Linked DNA regions of Homo sapiens: region 1 is linked to region 2. Evidence: chromatin loops called from intact Hi-C (ENCODE). Cell type or tissue: IMR-90. All regions are shown on one strand. Each heading gives the region's core, and the rest is flanking DNA. Links, peaks and the distances in the headings are about the cores only.

What was found. A loop is a pair of places that touch in the nucleus more often than their neighbours do. Peaks named below come from ENCODE experiments on the same cell type or tissue, not always from the same donor. Only the 100,000 strongest peaks of a DNase experiment are listed, where the experiment ranks them.
Region 1: a loop joins it to region 2, with 2.2 times the contacts of the local background. A loop is called at or near these places in 2 of 110 quality-filtered maps.

The regions. Positions count from the first base shown.
Region 1 is chr10:99,448,110-99,456,444 of GRCh38, reverse strand. GOT1-DT (GOT1 divergent transcript) reads right to left here. Exons shown (of 5, transcript NR_183993.1): 4 at 4,448-4,660. Among named protein-coding and RNA genes, the nearest start is that of GOT1-DT, 21 kb to the right of the region's middle. In IMR-90, for the core only: no CTCF peak of the experiment used is centred there; no DNase peak of the experiment used is centred there; H3K27ac peaks cover 857 bases; H3K27me3 peaks cover 2,748 bases.
Region 2 is chr10:99,524,089-99,532,423 of GRCh38, reverse strand. LINC01475 (long intergenic non-protein coding RNA 1475) reads left to right here and starts at 1,247. Exons shown (of 5, transcript NR_120618.1): 1 at 1,247-1,412; 2 at 3,740-3,834; 3 at 4,303-4,618; 4 at 5,730-5,801; 5 at 5,958-6,074. RefSeq lists an enhancer at 1-152. In IMR-90, for the core only: no CTCF peak of the experiment used is centred there; no DNase peak of the experiment used is centred there; H3K27me3 peaks cover 7,181 bases.

The DNA.
Region 1 (8,335 bases), core at 258-8,257, 76 kb after region 2:
TGCAGGTTCAGACAGGTAAGAGAACAGACAGGTTAAAGCAGGTTGGATCACAGATGACACGGTGAGAAAGGACCCATAGGAGCATGAGTTCTTGAAAGTAGTGTTAAAATCAGAGTGAGATGAATCTGGGGACCTCAGTTCTCTTGCAATCAATCTTGACTCATTAAATGGATTATGGCTGATGCAAAAAGGGGACTTGTGAAGGCAGCCTAGTAATGTGCCTCCAAGCATATAGTATTTGAATCCCAATCTGTCACAAGCTGCCTGATAGCAGTAAAGTATGTAATCTTTGGGCTTCCACTACCTCATTTGTAAAGTGGGGATGACAACAGTACTTGCTTCATTTGGATGTCATGAGGATTAAATAACTTGGCAAAGGTTACACGCTTAGCAGTACCCAGCACCTAGAAGGTGCTCAGTACCAGGCAGTGATGATTATTATGAATGCGTAGGACCTAGAGTTGCCACATTTGGTTTGTGCGTTCCTCAAGGGCAGGTTCTATGGTTTTGTCTTTAAGTACTCATCAAATTACTTAGTTCATCACCCTTATTGTCGTTAATAAAATAACTCTCAGCTACTTTGAAACATGGCCTCTGCTTCCAATGGCGACTACTGTCTGATACCGAGCAACCTCTCCGTGGACCTGGAACCAATTCTTCCAGATTATTTCCACCAGCAAAGAGATAGCTGAGCCATGGCAATGTGCACAAGCTATCACGTGAGTCATCCCTGTGCCCATCACATACCGCTACACTATTCCCTGGACCTCAGATCCCAGTAAAGGCGACAGTAGGGAGTACTTCTGAAAGCAGAAGTAGAGAATTGTGGACTCAGAGGGTTGGAAGGGATTTTGAAGGTCCTCCAGACCAACCACCACACAGTAACAGTAAAAGTAATTAGAGTAACGACAAGCAGGAAATGGAGAGTAGTGAAGGGAGGAAGGAAGGGAGTCCTCCGAGAAAAGGCAGTGTAAAGGCCCTACGGTGGCACAACAGAAGCCTTGCTTCTAATTATGAGGTTATCAACTGTTCTCCTTTAATTTGGGTGGCCTGGGATCCCTGGGGAATAGACAGGACATCTCTTCTTCAAATACTGAGGCCTCTGGCTGAGAATTACTTTTGAAAAGAGGCAGCTAGCATTTCTTGTGTATGTTCTCATCAGATAATCTTAGTTAAATTATAGAGATTTATAACTTTTTTTAACCTTACTCTCTTTTGTGTGGCTTTCTTAGTATGTAATGCATGTTACCATCTTTCTTTCTTTGCAGTTTTTAAATGTTAAGGCTCTCTACATCTCATACATTTAGAGTAGAATTTTTTTTTAAAAAAACTCCCTTCATTTTCTTGTTTTCTCTACTCTGCCTCTTCAATTCTTTATATTCTGCCCCTTTGCCATTGTCTTCTTTATTTATTTTCTTTTGTCTTATTCTCTGTTCATCTTGCTCTAATATTGCATATGAGTTTCTATTCAGTGAAGGTTTTCATTGGACTGTTGCTATGGGCAGAAAGTAGTTAGAAAGTATCTTCAGCCCATGACAACTCCATCTGTTTATAGAGAGGGAAAGCTGGAGGTTCAGCCCTGGACTGGAAACCAGGATTCTGGCCCTTCCCTTATTGTGTGGCTCTGACATTCCCTTAGTGCTTTCCATTCTTAGGTCTTAGAATTGAAAAGAGAGAATAAACTAGGGCATTGCTCAGTGATGCGTTCCATGAATCACCTTTTTACGAAAGTCTTAGAAGACACAGCTCCACCATTCAAGGTGCAAGATGTTCCAGGCTGATATTATGCTCTCAGAGAACTAGGTGTCCTAGCTGAAGCCCAGTCTCTGCCGCTCTATTGTCCACAGGCATTGTGACCTTTGTATTTCTGGGTAGGCTTTGCTTTAGAATCAGAGACTTTGTGGGAAAGGTTCTTCAAAGTCATGCAGTCCATCTAGCCATCTGATGTCTGAATCCCTGAATCCAGGGAAGGGAAACTCCTGCTTCCCAAGGCAGCCCAATTCATCCCATGGCCAAATAATAAAGCTGAATTTTCAGAGAAAACATCTCTATGTGGTTGTTTGCTTAGCAGACCCTCCTTCCATTAATTACAAGGTTATCAATTGTTTTCCTTTGATTTGAATGGTCTGAGACCCCTGGGGAATAGATAAGAGGTCTCTTCTCCAAATACTGAGGTCTCTGGCTGAGAATCACTTCTGCAAAGAGGCAGCGAGCACCTCTTGTGGATAATAGCTAGTCTTAATTTTCAGTAGTCATGGCTCATTTCCTTTCTATTAAGGTTTTTGCTGGGTGCAGTGGTGCACACCTATAGTACCAGCTACTTGGAGGCTGAGCATAGGGTGGGAGGATCACTTGAGCCCAGGAGTTTGAGTCCAGCCTGTGTAATAAAGAAAGACTCCATGTAAAAAAAAAAAAAAAAAAAAAAAAGAAAAGAGAGAGAGAGACAAAGGGCTTTAAAGTTATCAGAATACTCAATTAATATTGCATTATTTTTCTTAAATTTAGATATGGAGGTAAAAATGTGTCTCTAGTGCATGGATCCATGCTCATCATCCATAGCATGTCAATGATAATAGCTAACACTTCTATAATAGCTTCCACTTCTATAGACACTAACAATTCTAACACTGTTATGTGCTAGGCACCATTCTAAGCATTTTGCAAAATTAAATCAAGAAAATGTCATTTTTCTAAACAACTTTCCTTATTTGCTTCCCTCCAGGGGCCCAGAATATGATGCCACACCAACAAAAGAAATAATCTGATGTCGTCTAGTCCAATACCAACTTTCCAGATAAGTGTCAGGATATATGCCTCACTGAAGGCCACACAGCTATTAGGGGCAGTCAGATCTCCTGGCATCTGGGCCAGAAAATACCCTGAGCACTTCAAACATCTTAACAAGAACAAGCTGACTATTCGTAACCAGGATCAAGTAAGGTATTTTAAGAACCTGAAATTATTTTATCATAAGAACCAGTCTCATTTTGCTCAACATGTGTGCAATACTCTTCCACAAGATGGCAAAATCACCTTTCTATTTTTCTGAATTTTTTTCTTTAAAAATAAGCCCTTCTTTGAATTTCCCTTTAGGCACTTGTATCATCGCTCTTTCCATTTCCCAGGCTCTTTAAAAACCTTCCTTATGTAGCCAAGTGAATTTTTATTCAAGTTAGGACAGGGGTTTCTGGATTGGGGGCAAAATAGTCATTCGAATTTCTCTACAATTGACTCTCTTATCAGAACTGACAAACACAGTTTGGTTGACCTATTCAAGATCTGTTGGATCTTCCTCCTATGTGGCTTGTGGTGAGGGATCTAAGAGCAGTGGAGGGAGATGCCAGAGAGAGGGAAACCCTGAGTAGAACAGGGACAAGGATGGCATCTTAGCTGGCTGCATAATGAACAGAACACATCCTTAGAGGGAGAGAAGAGCTGGCTCCCTGGCTGTTTGCTTCCATGGAAATCCATCTGATACCTGCTTCTGGGGCTGACCAGAAGCACCATATGGAAACTCACTGACCAATTCTGCTTCTCAACATTTCCTCCCAAGAATCTCTGCCTGTGCCCTCTCCACATTTGGAACCAGGCCTGGCAACATCAATAAAGATGAAAGACTTTAGTGTTCTCAGAACATGGGGATATTCTAAGTCAATAGCAGTTTTTCAATAACAGTTTGATGAATCAGTATGTGGATTACATAGAATATTCTAAAAATCATGTTTGCCTGCAAGAAGTGACAGCTTTATAAACAGCATGGACATGGATGAATGAGTCAAATTCACTTTAAAACATATGCTAAGACAATATCAAAACAATTTTGTTGTATAAGATATTGTCCAGAATGTATTCATTGGGTTTGAGCTTCTTTTAATTTTACAAAGAAATTATTATAGCTATATTTGTTGGGGAAAAATACTGAAGATAGATTGGTTGATTTTTAGTTAGGTTTTGGGCAAAACATGTTTTCTCTAATTATCTGAACTTTTCTCCACTTTAGTAACTAACAAGATGGGATTTGTATGGGTTTTAGAGTCACACACACCTGGGACTTACAATTGTGGGAGCTTGTTTATGTTACTTAACTCTCTGAGTCTCTGCCTGCTTACATGTAATAGTACTTATCTCACAAGCCATGGTGAGCTTCAAATAAGATTTTGCACATAGAATATATTTGTACAGTACTAGGTATACAGATATTCTGTAAAGGTTTCTCTCTCTCTCTCTCTCTCTGTGTGTGTGTGTGTGTGTGTGTATGTGTGTGTGTGTTTGAAGAGAAGAGGAGGAATTGAGTTGAGTATGAATTGGAGGACCGTTCCAGAAATAAAGGATCTGTAAACATCATAAGTAACTAAAAACCAAATACAAACCCAGAAAGGAACAGAGATGAGAAATAGAAAAAAGAAGTTTGGAAAAATGCTGTCAACAAAAGATATTTATTAAATACCTGCATTTAGGGTCCTTTGCCAGGTAACCAATGTATGGGACTGAAGGATAGTTCTTGTCCTCGAGGAGTCTTTAGTCCATTTGAGGATAAAGACTTATTCATGTGTAAAAGACTTAATTAAAATGCAAAGGAATCATTACTGTTGCAGTTGAGAGGAGAGAGCAATCTCTGTATTTATCATGTCTTTGGAGACCATATAGAAGTTCAAGGGTGCTGTGGGCAGAAGGAAAGGGCAGATGTGAACATTTTGAAAGCACCAGCCTGATGAGTCTGATGACAAAGACTCACAAATGTCTACACATTTAGTTTTGTTAAAACAGCAGCGGTGAAAAATTATCTTAACAATCTCGGAAACAACAGAAAATCCCCAAACAATGCTAAGTGGGGCCTGGTAGCCTCGCTGCACTTATGCCAAGGGGGAGGGGATGGGTGGACTAGCTGAAGATGTTCAGTGCTTACTCCTGGCTTCCTTATTCAGTCTAAGAGACACCGACACCGTTTGTAGAGTTATTTATCCAGATCCTCTTTAAGCTCCATTTCTTTCTCTTCCCAGCAGATCCCTGGAGAGATGCCCTTTCAACCCTCCATCTCTGCTAAATGCCTGTTGGATCCCAGCAGTGGAGGCTGCTAGATGGTTGGATTTACTTAGAACAGACTATTATGAAGGTCTGTTAGGGTTGGTGAAAAGAATTCTAGACAAATCTTCCAGGTTAGAAGATAAATGACAGCTCTTCCCAAAGGTATTCCCATGAGAAAGCACAGCCACCATCCTACAGAGGGTTAATAGTCTCCCCCATCTCCAACCCCCAACTTGCTGTCAGAGATCAGCTAATCTGATAATTACGGCAACAAACACAGTTTAGACAAACAAGACCTGACCCTGAGGGTTTGGAATGAAAACATTTACTCTCTCCCTCCCCAGAGAGATGGTGCCTGGAGCATACACACAGAGAGACACTGGGAAAATACCCTTGTACTGGAGCAACAGGGTGAAAACATCTGTGTTCCTGAGCTGCTTAGGAAGATAAAGTTGCTGGGGAGGCGGCTCGGGCGGGGGAGGCAGGAGGAGCGGGGAATGGTGCAGTCCAGGGGTGTGCATTTTGGAGCAGATGGAAAATGTACCCCCATAACTGGAGATGTAAGCAAATTATAATTGATTTTACAACAGAGACAGAGTGAGAGGAAAGGTACAAAGGACACTGATGCAGGATTTGAGTGAAAATCTGGGGAGTGGCTAACAGAAGAGAAACAGCTTAAAACACCAAAGTAGGATTTATTCCCGAGAGCAAGAGAGGAAAGATCTTCACAGCAGTCTTGATTCTAAGCAAATCTAATATCTGCCTGCCAGTGAGGAAACCCAAGTTCTAACAGTCTAAGCTGGCCAGTCATCCTCTTCCTATCCCCTAGTTTAGCTTCTAAACTGAACAACGTGCCCTTTCCCCGTCGCTGCCTGTCCTCAAAAATTATCAAGCTATTTTTCCCCTTTTACTTATAAAAGCAGCTTCCTAGAAGAAATCTTTCTGGGTTGCTTAAACCAGAGATTGTGACTTGGATCTGCCTCAACCTGGAATTCCAACAGTTATTCCTTTCCCAACTCCAGCCTGAAGTTTCCCACATATCCCCGTCCTAGCAGCCACACATCATTTCGGTTTTGCCCATGACTGAGGGTGAGTCAGCCGGCAAACACTCCTTGCCCCTTAGGATTCTCCAAATTAGATCTAGGCATCCACATCCTTGGGGTATTTGCAGATCGCATGTATGGATGCACCAAGCTAAGAGGATAACTGCTGTGACTGATGATAGGATCAAGATTTTAAATGAATTTCATAAGCTGAAAGATGGTCTCAAATCAATAAGAATGCACCAGGAAAAAATGCAAAGCACTGCATTTAGGCCCAAAAATCAATTGCACAAATATAGGATGGAAAACAAAATATAGACCTACAAAACAACAGTTGAAAAAACAGACCAGTTTTTGTTCTACAATTGGCTCAGTATGAGACAGCAATTAATCTATCTGCTTAAATAGTGAATGCAATCATAGTAGGTATTAATAAAAGTATTGTGATCACATTAATAGTTCCCTATGTTCTTAACAAGGGAAAGGTAGGATAGGACTGAACAAATCTTTTTTTTTCTTTTTTCTTCCAACTTTAGCTGTTGGTTGACCAAGTACATGGAGTCCTGTAGGCTGTGCAGAGCAGTTTTGTCTTTTGTTTTGATTTCAGGTTCAAGTCCCCTATTGCAATCTATACAAGGTCCACCTTGGCAATTGTGAGTGGCTCCCACATCCTGTTTATCCTGTTTATCCCACTTGCTCCTGTGTTTTGAGGCTCAGTTGGCTGCTCCTCTGCTAGTCTGTTGGAGAGTCCTCTACTCCCAGAGACAGAGACACCTCTTTCCAGACAGAACAGTTCCTCACACACACCATGGTCATTTGTTCATTCATATATCCATGGAACATCCACTATGTGCCAGGCACTGTTCCAGGAACTGGGGATTCAGTGGTGAACAATAAAGACAGAGTCCTTGACCTCATCAAGCTTCCATTCTCATGAAGGTAGGCAGGCCCAAAACAAAAACTTTAAAATGTCAGAAAACGAGAAGGTATGAGAAGTTACCTGGTACTTGAAAAACCTTCCACCTTCTGCCTAGACTTTTCAGAATGTGACTTCCTGCTTCCTAACCCAGCTCAAGTTCCACTTTCCCCTGGGAGGCAGAGAACTCCTCTGAGCCGTCATCATCCCCAAACTGTTGCCCAGGGGCTTGTACCACATAATTTAGCACTTAACTGTGCTCTAATTGTTTCCCTAATGCCAATTTTGCTTCCCCAACAGACTGTAGGAGACTGTTAGCTCTTTGAGGTTATAAGATATGCCTTCAATTTAAATATATTTAGTCAAGCTCTAGCTAGGATGCTCTTTAGAGGGAAATGAAAAGCACAGTTCAAACATGACTTTAGGTTTTTAAGCCGATTCCCAGTTAACAGAAGAACTTCTTCCTGTGCTCCTGAAATCCTCTAAAATAAGAATGTAAAGTTAGGACAATAGTTTGTTTATTTGCTGAACTTACATCCCCCAAAGAGTCCTAGACTCTATAAGGAAATCTTTAAAACAACAAACATACCTTAAATCAGGCAACAGCAAGATTAGGAGGGACCAGCAGGAGAGAAACATCCAACAAGCTCAAAGAGGGAGAAAAGGTAAGTACAAAAAATGTCAAATTCCAAAAAATGCTTAGTTTAGAGTTTAGCCCAAAATAATGTTCTTCTGGGCCCCCTCACACTCTGTGGAATCAAAGCAGGCCAAGAAAACCCAGAAACAATACAAATGGTCATCAGTAAAAGACTGGTTAAAGAAGTAATGGTGCCTTCATACCGTGGGCTGGTATGTGGAAAAAATTAAGTTGGTAAAGCTATATACACAGATATAAAAAGTTTGATCATTATATAGTTTAAGAAGCAAGTCTCAGAGCAATATAGATAATAGAATCCTTTCAATTTAAAAAGTATTTGTATATATGTATGTGTATATGTGAGTGTGTGTGTATATATGTATATATATATATATATGTGTGTGTATATATATATATACCAAATTGTTTGCCATGGATATTTCTGGTAATGGGGTTACAGGTAATAGGTTGGGGGAGACAGGGGAATTTAATAACTTATTTTTGCTTTATATACTTGTGAAATGTTATATATCCTACACTTGTTTTATTTAGAATGAGCATTTATTGTTTTGATAAAACAATAAACAATAGAAACAACCAGAGCATTCATTGATCTTTCTTTTGGAGAAGACACACATGTTGTAAGGAACATGTTCATTACTACTGTTTGGTTTGCTCCTTGGAGAATTGTGGGTGCCTTTTGCACCTGTGGGA
Region 2 (8,335 bases), core at 302-8,301:
AACTGTTCTCCAAGGAAGAGCTCCTAGATCGTCTAGCCGGAAGTCCCCTCTTTCAGGCTCTGAACCTGCAGCTTGTGTTAGCAAAGGACATGCATGTCACTTATCACTTCCCACTTAATTCTATAGCTGTATGTGCCTGCCTGGTCGCCCCAGTTAGACTGTAAGCTCCATGAGGGCAGTGTCCCGGGGTTGCTTTTGCCCTTGTATCCCTGGCAGCAGCCGCACAGAGCAGTATGTGAAAGGAAGATAGAGTTATGACTAAACTTTGGTATTCGACAGCTCTTGCTTGGCCTAGTCAGTGTGTGATCTTCGGCGTTTCTAAGTCTGTTTTCTCGTCTATAAAACGAAGGCAGTAATACCTTTTTTGGTTGTTGCTAGGGTTGAATGAGGCAAAACATGCCAGAATCTTAGTGCACGGCCTCACGCGTGTTAAGCGCTCAGTACGTGTCAACGACTGCTTTTCTGTATGGGAGGTCAAGCAGTGTTTGTTGACTGCATTGGTGGTGCGTGGCTGGAGTGTGGCACATACTGAGAGCAGGATCTGTCCTCACAAGGGAGGTGACCCAGCCTTGGCAGCCTTCTTTTCCACCTATTGAAATCAGGAGCCTGAATGTAGGCCTTGCCTCTCCGACAGGCTTTTAAAATTTCTCTACCTACACGCCTTCTGGCACCTTCATGAGGCCCTGGTTGTTTTCTGGGGGAGTCTATACAGTCCCCCACAGATTCTGGAAACTCTGAGCTGGAAACTCTGGGACCATCTTCTCCCACAATAGGCATTTGCTCGCTACCAGGCCTAGCCCAGTGAGGAGCAGCGGGCGCTGCTTTGAGGGCCACAGAAAGACCCGTGTGCAGCGCTGGCCTTAAAAAAATAGGGAACGGTTCCAGCTCAACCGTGGCTGTCCTCATCCGGCCCCAGCCAATCCAAGCATTTTTTGGCGGTCAGGATGGCGGAGCTGAAAGAGACCCGTCTCACCTGGAAGGGGCAGGTGAAAGGTGCAGGGACGGTGGACATTGCCTCCGAGCGGCATAAGACACCGGCTGGGAGTGGGTACGAGGGTGGAGGGCTGCCACGCGGGTCCCGCAACGGCGACAGGAGTGGGTGCCCAAGGTTGAAGGGAGAAAGAACAGCCTGTCGGGAGGTGGGAGAGGCGGGGCTCTGCAGAAGGGAGCGGAACTGTTGTGGAGAGGCAGCCCCTGGGTCCGCCCGGGGAGCTGGGATGCCGCGCGGGCCACGTGCGCCCCGGAGTACTTAGGGTAGCGGCGGCCCGCAGGCAGTAGGGAGAGACCCTCTGTGGGCAGGGTCTTGTGCTGGAACCGCCATTCCTCAGCCACAGGGGCGCCCGGTGTCTTTCTGCTTTAAATCCTGAAACTATTGACGCCCCAGGCGGAGACCAGTGTCTACAAACCAGGCGGTGAGTCTGCAGAGGGAGGAATGTGCCTGGTTTTGCCGTGGATCCCGAGCGCTCGGGCACAAAAATTCCGAGGTGGGGGCAGAGGGGTGCACGGCACTGCGGGGTGGCGGACCTCGAGTGTGTGTGCATCACGGTGGCCGCCGAGCATAAAAGCAGGAAGCTGAGCTCCAGCGCCACTTCCCCACCCCACCTCCGGGGCAAAACTGTCTCAGGGGAAATGTTTCTGCTCTCTTCTAGTCCCCAGTTTTCTTCTCCTCGGTGATTTCATGATTCTGGAAAAAGAAAAGGAGAAAGGCTATCGAAACAATCTCTCTCTCCCCAGTTTCCAACCGAAGCCTGCATTTCTCCTTGTTACATTCCCTTGCTTCCCATCTCGCTTCGCTCCTAGGCCTTTCATAAATCTAGCCCAACAATCCAGGTCTTAAAACTGCGACCAGGACAAAGCGCCCCTCCAGCGCCTGATCGCCAATACACGCCCACAGACGCTCTGCAGCCGCCGGAGCCCACCAGGGCGCCTCTGTGAGCTCATGCAGGGGGCTGTCTCCTCCCCACCAGCCGGCCCACGGGTGCCCCTCTACCCCAAATTCCGCCGCCCCAGCCGCTCCCGGGCCAGGTACCTTGCGCCAGGCCTAAGCGGTTGTCTCTTGAGGACCCTGGGCAGGTTGCTCCTCAGTAGGCCACCAGGGCCTGTGAGGACTTCCAGGCGAAGGGGCCTAGCGGGCGGCGCCTAGACCTTATCGCCGCTTCCTTTCCTCATACCCAGCCCAGTGTAGTGCTGTTCCAGCCTGCGGAAAACCTCTATCCGCTACCGCATCCCTAAGGTTGATCTGAGTTTTATGCCCAGAGCAGGAGTTTGGGTTGTCTCCAGCTACCCCCTCAGTATTGTTCAGACTCCCTTGGTCTGGTTCCCCAGTGGCGTGCTTCCCCGCAGGGATCCCCGCCAGGCCAATCTCATCTAGGTGGCCTCCTTTTCCCGCGCGCGCAGCCTGTACCCTCGACGGCCGCGGGCCTGAAAGGAGGAGAACTCGAGAGCCGTAGTTGTACAGCAGCAGTCGCTCCGCAGGAGTCTCTTATCAGAGTGGGATCTGGTTCCAACGCCTATCCAGTTACCATCGCCTTCTGGGGCATTTGCATTCTCTTGTCTGAAAAGTAGATCTTTGAAATCCTCGAGCTGTGCTCTACTAATAATAGGTTTTCGTTCCAGACAGTTTAGCTAATTACTGTCAGATAAAGTAAGTATGGCTGCATCCATGGAAGCGTTTGATTTTATTTTAATCGAGTGTATCTGCCTTCCTACCCTTTCATCACCTCATACATTTATACAAGCTCTCTCCCCCACCCTATGATTAAAGATCATCAGTAAATGGTGGCAAAGTCCTTGAAGGGGAAGTGCTGTATAGATGCCTAAACGTCTGTACCTTTTTTTTTTTTTAAGGAAAACCACATGCTAGCCATTACAATAAATGCATTATCAAATGAAAAATGTGACAATTTTTTGAAAACTGTTAAGTGTTCTCATAGCTGTTATTGTCTACACAAAGATTGCTTAATGCACATATAAATATAGGCAGATAATGGATAATTTTAGTTGTAAATGCCACTGCTTATCCCGTTGTCTCTCAACTTTTCAAATTGTCATTTAATTATGTAACCAAGGCTGCAAACAAGTTGAAAGTTATCGTGGCTTTCTAATCAAAATGTAACAATGTAACACTACAATCAGAAGAGATTTTTCTATTAAAGCCTGAAAAAATCATCCTGTGATGAACTCAGATAGCCAAAACATTTCAGGTGAATCTTTTCATTTTTTTAATTGCTCTCCTAGAAGTTTCATTTTCAATGTCAACTTATGAGAGAGAGACTCACTAAATGGGTTTTTGTTAATTTGTTGGTGGTAGTGATGGTGGCGGTGGTGGTGGTGGGTGTGTGTGTTTGTGTGTATGCGCAAGTGTGCTTTGCTTTGGTTTTTTGTTAAGGAATGTTAGAAAGCTATCCATTTTTTTTAAAGCAATTCAGAAGCAATAGCATTTTAATTGCGAGACGGGTGAATACATTTTGTGCTTTTAATGTCAACTAGGTTAGTGAGTCCTAGAAGGCATTAAACTGTTCTAATTTCTTGGGAGGTTTTTTTCTTGTCGAAGGAATTTCATAAAAGAGATTTTGAAATGCTGTTTTAAGCACTAGTTTGTTTTGCATGTGTTTGCAGGAATGCCAAATTTTCCTAGATTTTATTTGGAATTGAGTTTTCTAAATTAACCACTATTTCTCTTTCCTGGGAGAAAATTAGTCCGAATACAGTAATTTGTATAGTTCCTTGTAAATTACAGGTCCTTGCTGAGAATGTGACTTTCGATTTCTCAGGGAGAGGACTTCACAGCTATCTTTGTGGATCTGCCCCTCCAAAAATTTTAAAGATAAAAAGGTAAATTACCCTTTCTTTACCAAAACCAGTTCTGTTAATAAAACATGTCGAAAAGACTGTATCTTTGTTGAATGAAAATCAATTCAATATTTTTTCAAACGAAAAACACCTAAATAAAGGACTCCTGTATACAGACATTTATTTGTACTGTTTGCGTGTGCTATTTGGGCGTGCAGTGAGCAGTTTTAACTTGAGGATTAAATTGGAATTCTGAATGCATTCCTTAACTTTTTTTGTTGTTGCTAGCGTGCTTTTAACTTTCTGTAGCGAAATTTCAATGTGTATAAACTTTTAAAAATGTAATCTGACTTCAGAAGAGCGGCTGCTGTCTTGGGCAAATTAATTCATTCGAACCAAAGCGGCTGCCTGCTCTGTGCGGATTGCTGATTTTTAGTAGTGGGGTAACAGAGAAAGAAATGTGGTTATCGCGTTCCAAGAAGCAAGAGAGATTCTTCGTGTCTCTTCCAGCGCTATCTACTCGAAACTGTCTGCTCTCAACCGTAAACCGGCTCCGTGGGATCTCAGCCTCCTAGGACGTAGAAAGCTTCCTCCAAATCTCCCCGGGGGTCACGTTGGCACAAACACCTTCAAACCGTCTGAGAACGAAAAAGACCTTTCTCACTTGGAAAGAAACGTTTACTGCAGTCTTGTTTAAGTAACATGTTTAAGTAACGTCTTATGCGGCCTTCGCCGCGTCCAGCCTGGAGGTCCGGGCCTTCGGTCGGCACTGGGAGAGCGATCCCCAAGGTTCCGCTAGACCTTCGCTGCGTCAGCGGACGGCCAGGTCTGCGGGCCTAGCCCCCCGATTGCCCTTGGCCCCTGAAGCTGCAGGGACGCCCAGCCATCACCACTGCCCCGGCGCAGTTCCTGCTCGGCTCGCCTGACCCTGCGGAGATGTGGGGGTCGGGTGGGGCCGTGGGCTGCTGGCCTTGCTCAGAATCAGCCAGGGAACAGCAGAGAGGGCCGAGGCACCAGGCGGGTGCGGCGCGCCAGGACGCACGCCACAGGGGTCAGAAGGAGTGGCGCTCCCTAGGAACCAGGTCCAGGCTCTGGACCTCGCAGCCTCGCCTGCATGTCAGGTCGGAGTCCCCGGTTCGGTACCTCCAGGTTGCAGCGACTGTAAGGGCCCCAAGCCTCATTGTGCCCTGCCTGGTACTGGCGCCCCGTCTCCAAGCCCGTGCACGTAGGGCCTAGCAGTGCTGGGCTTTTTCCTGGGGCATCTCTCTCCATCCGCCCGCCAAGGGCCTGGGGCCCTAGCGAAGAGGACTAGGGAGACTTGGTTGGCCCGCACAAGGTGGGCCTTTGTCCTTGAACCTGCCTCTACGTTCTCGAACTCCCCTCCACCTCTCCGCACTCCTGCCAGCCAGAGGCGAGGACCTTCTTACCTCTTGAGGCTCGCCACATCCTGAGGCCAGGCAGAGCTTCTGAGTCGGGGATCCTAAAACGCGCGCGCTCTTCCGCCTGCAGTCCTCCTCCTCTCCCTCACTGCTAGCCTTTTTCCCCTCGTAGCCCCTTCCTCTCTGACGGAGCCCATTTTACTCTGCCACCCCTTTTCCCTTCTGCCCTTCCCCCACTTCCTTTCTTCCTCACCTCCTCCCCCATCTCCTCAGCTTCCTTTCTTACTGTTTCCACTCCTCCCCACCTGTTTCCCTCCTGCCCATTTTCTCACTCTTCCCCTCATCTTGTTTCATTCCCCTCTTTTCTCTCCCTTCTTACCCCCTCCACTCTGATGCTCTCAGGCTTTTTGATTGTGGCCCCTGCAGATGTTTGATGTGAAGGGAATCAGGGCAGCACAGGAGGGCTTCGCCGAGGTGGGGTGAGACTAACTGAGCAAGACTCCACTCCTGAGCCTCACATTCCTTCCCCTATCCCACCCCTCTGCTTCTGACCCTCAGGGCTGCTCAGGAAAATGCCCATGCATCCCTGGGCTTGTGAAAGGGAAGCTACTCTGTGCCCTGTTCCAACTGGTAAGACCTCTCCCACCTCCCAAGCCCCCACTCCCCCATGGCCTCAGCAGTGGGCCCTAGCTGGTCTGTGGGGCTCCAGGTGGCAGGCTTGGCTGCCCTCCCCATGGAAATCCCCACTCCAGGCAGATCCTTCTCCATTTCCTTCTATTGTGGCAGTCTGAAGAGAACCAGAACAGAGCTGGAGGTGACCATGAGGCCTGGGCCCCAGGCATCCCTGAGAGCAGATGGGGGCTCCCAGACCAGGAACACCCACCCCCACTGCACCACACACAGGTGAGAGCAAACTGACTTTCCTTTCTTTCCCAACAGTCCCACTTTAGACTGGGGGTTGTATTGTCTTGAGATCACCCCAACTGGAAGGTGTTTCAGAGATTGCCTTAAAATGCAGGGGCCAAATCTAAGAGAAAAGAGTGGGGTCCCTGGCTTCTCACACCAGCCAAGGACAGAGCACTCTAGCTGCTCTGGGTCCACCAATAATCTCCTACCTTTTCCCTAACTGGGGCCAGTGGGGGCCACTGAGTCACTGGCCTCCTGAGAGGGGACTAAGTCTCATGCATTCTCCCCTGGGAGCTGGGCTCCCCAGATGCATGGCAGGCAGCCAGCCAGCCACCCTCTACCTTTTACCTTCCAGCTGCAGCCATACTTTTGAGATTGGTGGCAGTTTCATCTCCTGAGAAATATAGGTTTCCAGTAGGTGGATAGAGACATGATATAAATGTTTCTACAGACATGTCTTTCTCCTTGAATGAAGAGGAAAGTGCTTTCCTGTGTAAACACATTAGTGAGTGCACATGTGGATGGGCATGGGGAAGAAGGCACTCAGGACTCCCCATAAATGTAGACTCCACATTAGGGCTCTGCTCTTTCAGATCATGTGGTCATTAACACAAGGCTGGCCAACACTCATTCTAAATTCCCTCCCTCCTTCCCCACCCACCCCGCCCCACAATAATGTGAATTACTGGTAGTGACATGAGATTTGGAGAGAAATGTTTATATGATCCAAGATGAAAATTAAGTTCCATGACTATCAGATGCACTATTTCTATAAGGCAATTTATGGGATCATTACAATTAGTCTTGTACAAAGTAGTTCCATAAGGGCCTGTCTAAGCTGTAGTCAGAGAAGAGGGAATAGATTTTATTACCAGAATTGTAATGACTGTGTGTGTTGTTGAAAGTAATAAAACTACATTGAAATATTCTGAAATTTAGACTTTTAAAAACTCCATGTGTCATGCCCTCCACATTAGTATAGTAGAAGGGTGGCCTGTATGTATATATATGTATGTATTGTGCCCCCACATAAGTGAGCATGTACACAGGCAGATGTGAATATCTTATACCTCCCACAACTGGTAAGTCAGTAAGCATGCATGTGAATGGCTGTAGACAGACCTCCTGAGCATTCATGTGCAAAGGTTGCCCCGGTGACACCCTCCTCTGCAAGGAGAGTCCATAGATGAGGAGGTTGAGTTTGGGATGGGGCCCAGGGAGATGTTGCTTTCTCTAAGTTATAATCATAAGTCATGCCTCTGTCTTGGGCTGGAGCACTGGCCCTGTAGTCCACCAGATCTAGGTGTGGAGTCCTGCTGTTTTTGTAGTCTTGTGACTTTGAGCCAGTCTTTCAACCTTGTTAAATGGCTGTTTTCTCACTTACAAAAGAAGATAATAATGGTGTGGACTTTATAGGCCTGCCTTAAAGATTAAGAAAAGCACTTACAGAGCGTTCCACACCTATGAGAGGAGAAACGGTTCTTGCGGTGGCGGCTGGGGGTGTGCGTGGTGAGGGGCGGTTGTTAGGCACAGAGGTGCCGAACCTCTCCTCTAGCTGAGCAGAGATCGGCGGAGAGTTGGGTTCCCAGGCCCTCTGTTTTCCCACTTAGAAAAGCATTATTTAATTGTCCATCAAATTTTGTGTTTTTGGGGGTCTTCAAACAAGGACACTAATTCTTAATCATTAGTTTTAGGAAATACTCTCAGAATGACCAGCAGCCTCCTCTCAGCCTCCCCACTCCCCCAGTAGCCACTCCCGACCCTCTGAAGCTAAAGCAGCCGCAAACAAAACCCGCACTCCAACCCAGCTTCCCACTCCCACAAATGCATCATTTTTAGCTGCTGTAAACAAATCCCTGAAGTCTCATGTCATTGTTATCGTGTTGAGATAAAGATCTGGCCAATTAGCCTCCCCGCTGGAATGCAAATAAATCAGCTGCTGGGGACCTGCCCTGGCGGTGGGTGTCCCTCTCTCACCCAGGCCTTGCCCTGCACCAAACTGTGCCCTCTCTCCTTTTACCTCTGCGGTGGGTGACAGCATCTGGCCATTGGATTTGCCTGGTTTCTTATCTCTCCGCTTGGCCCCACAACTGCTGTGTGACTTTAGGCAAGTCACTTACCCTCTCTGAGCCTGTTTCCTTTCCATAAAGGAGTTACTGGCGGCTACCTTTTAGGGTTGGTAGTGAGTGGCTGTAACAATAGAAATAATACAGCTGACAACAATAACATTAGCAATCCCACCACCAATGACCATACGG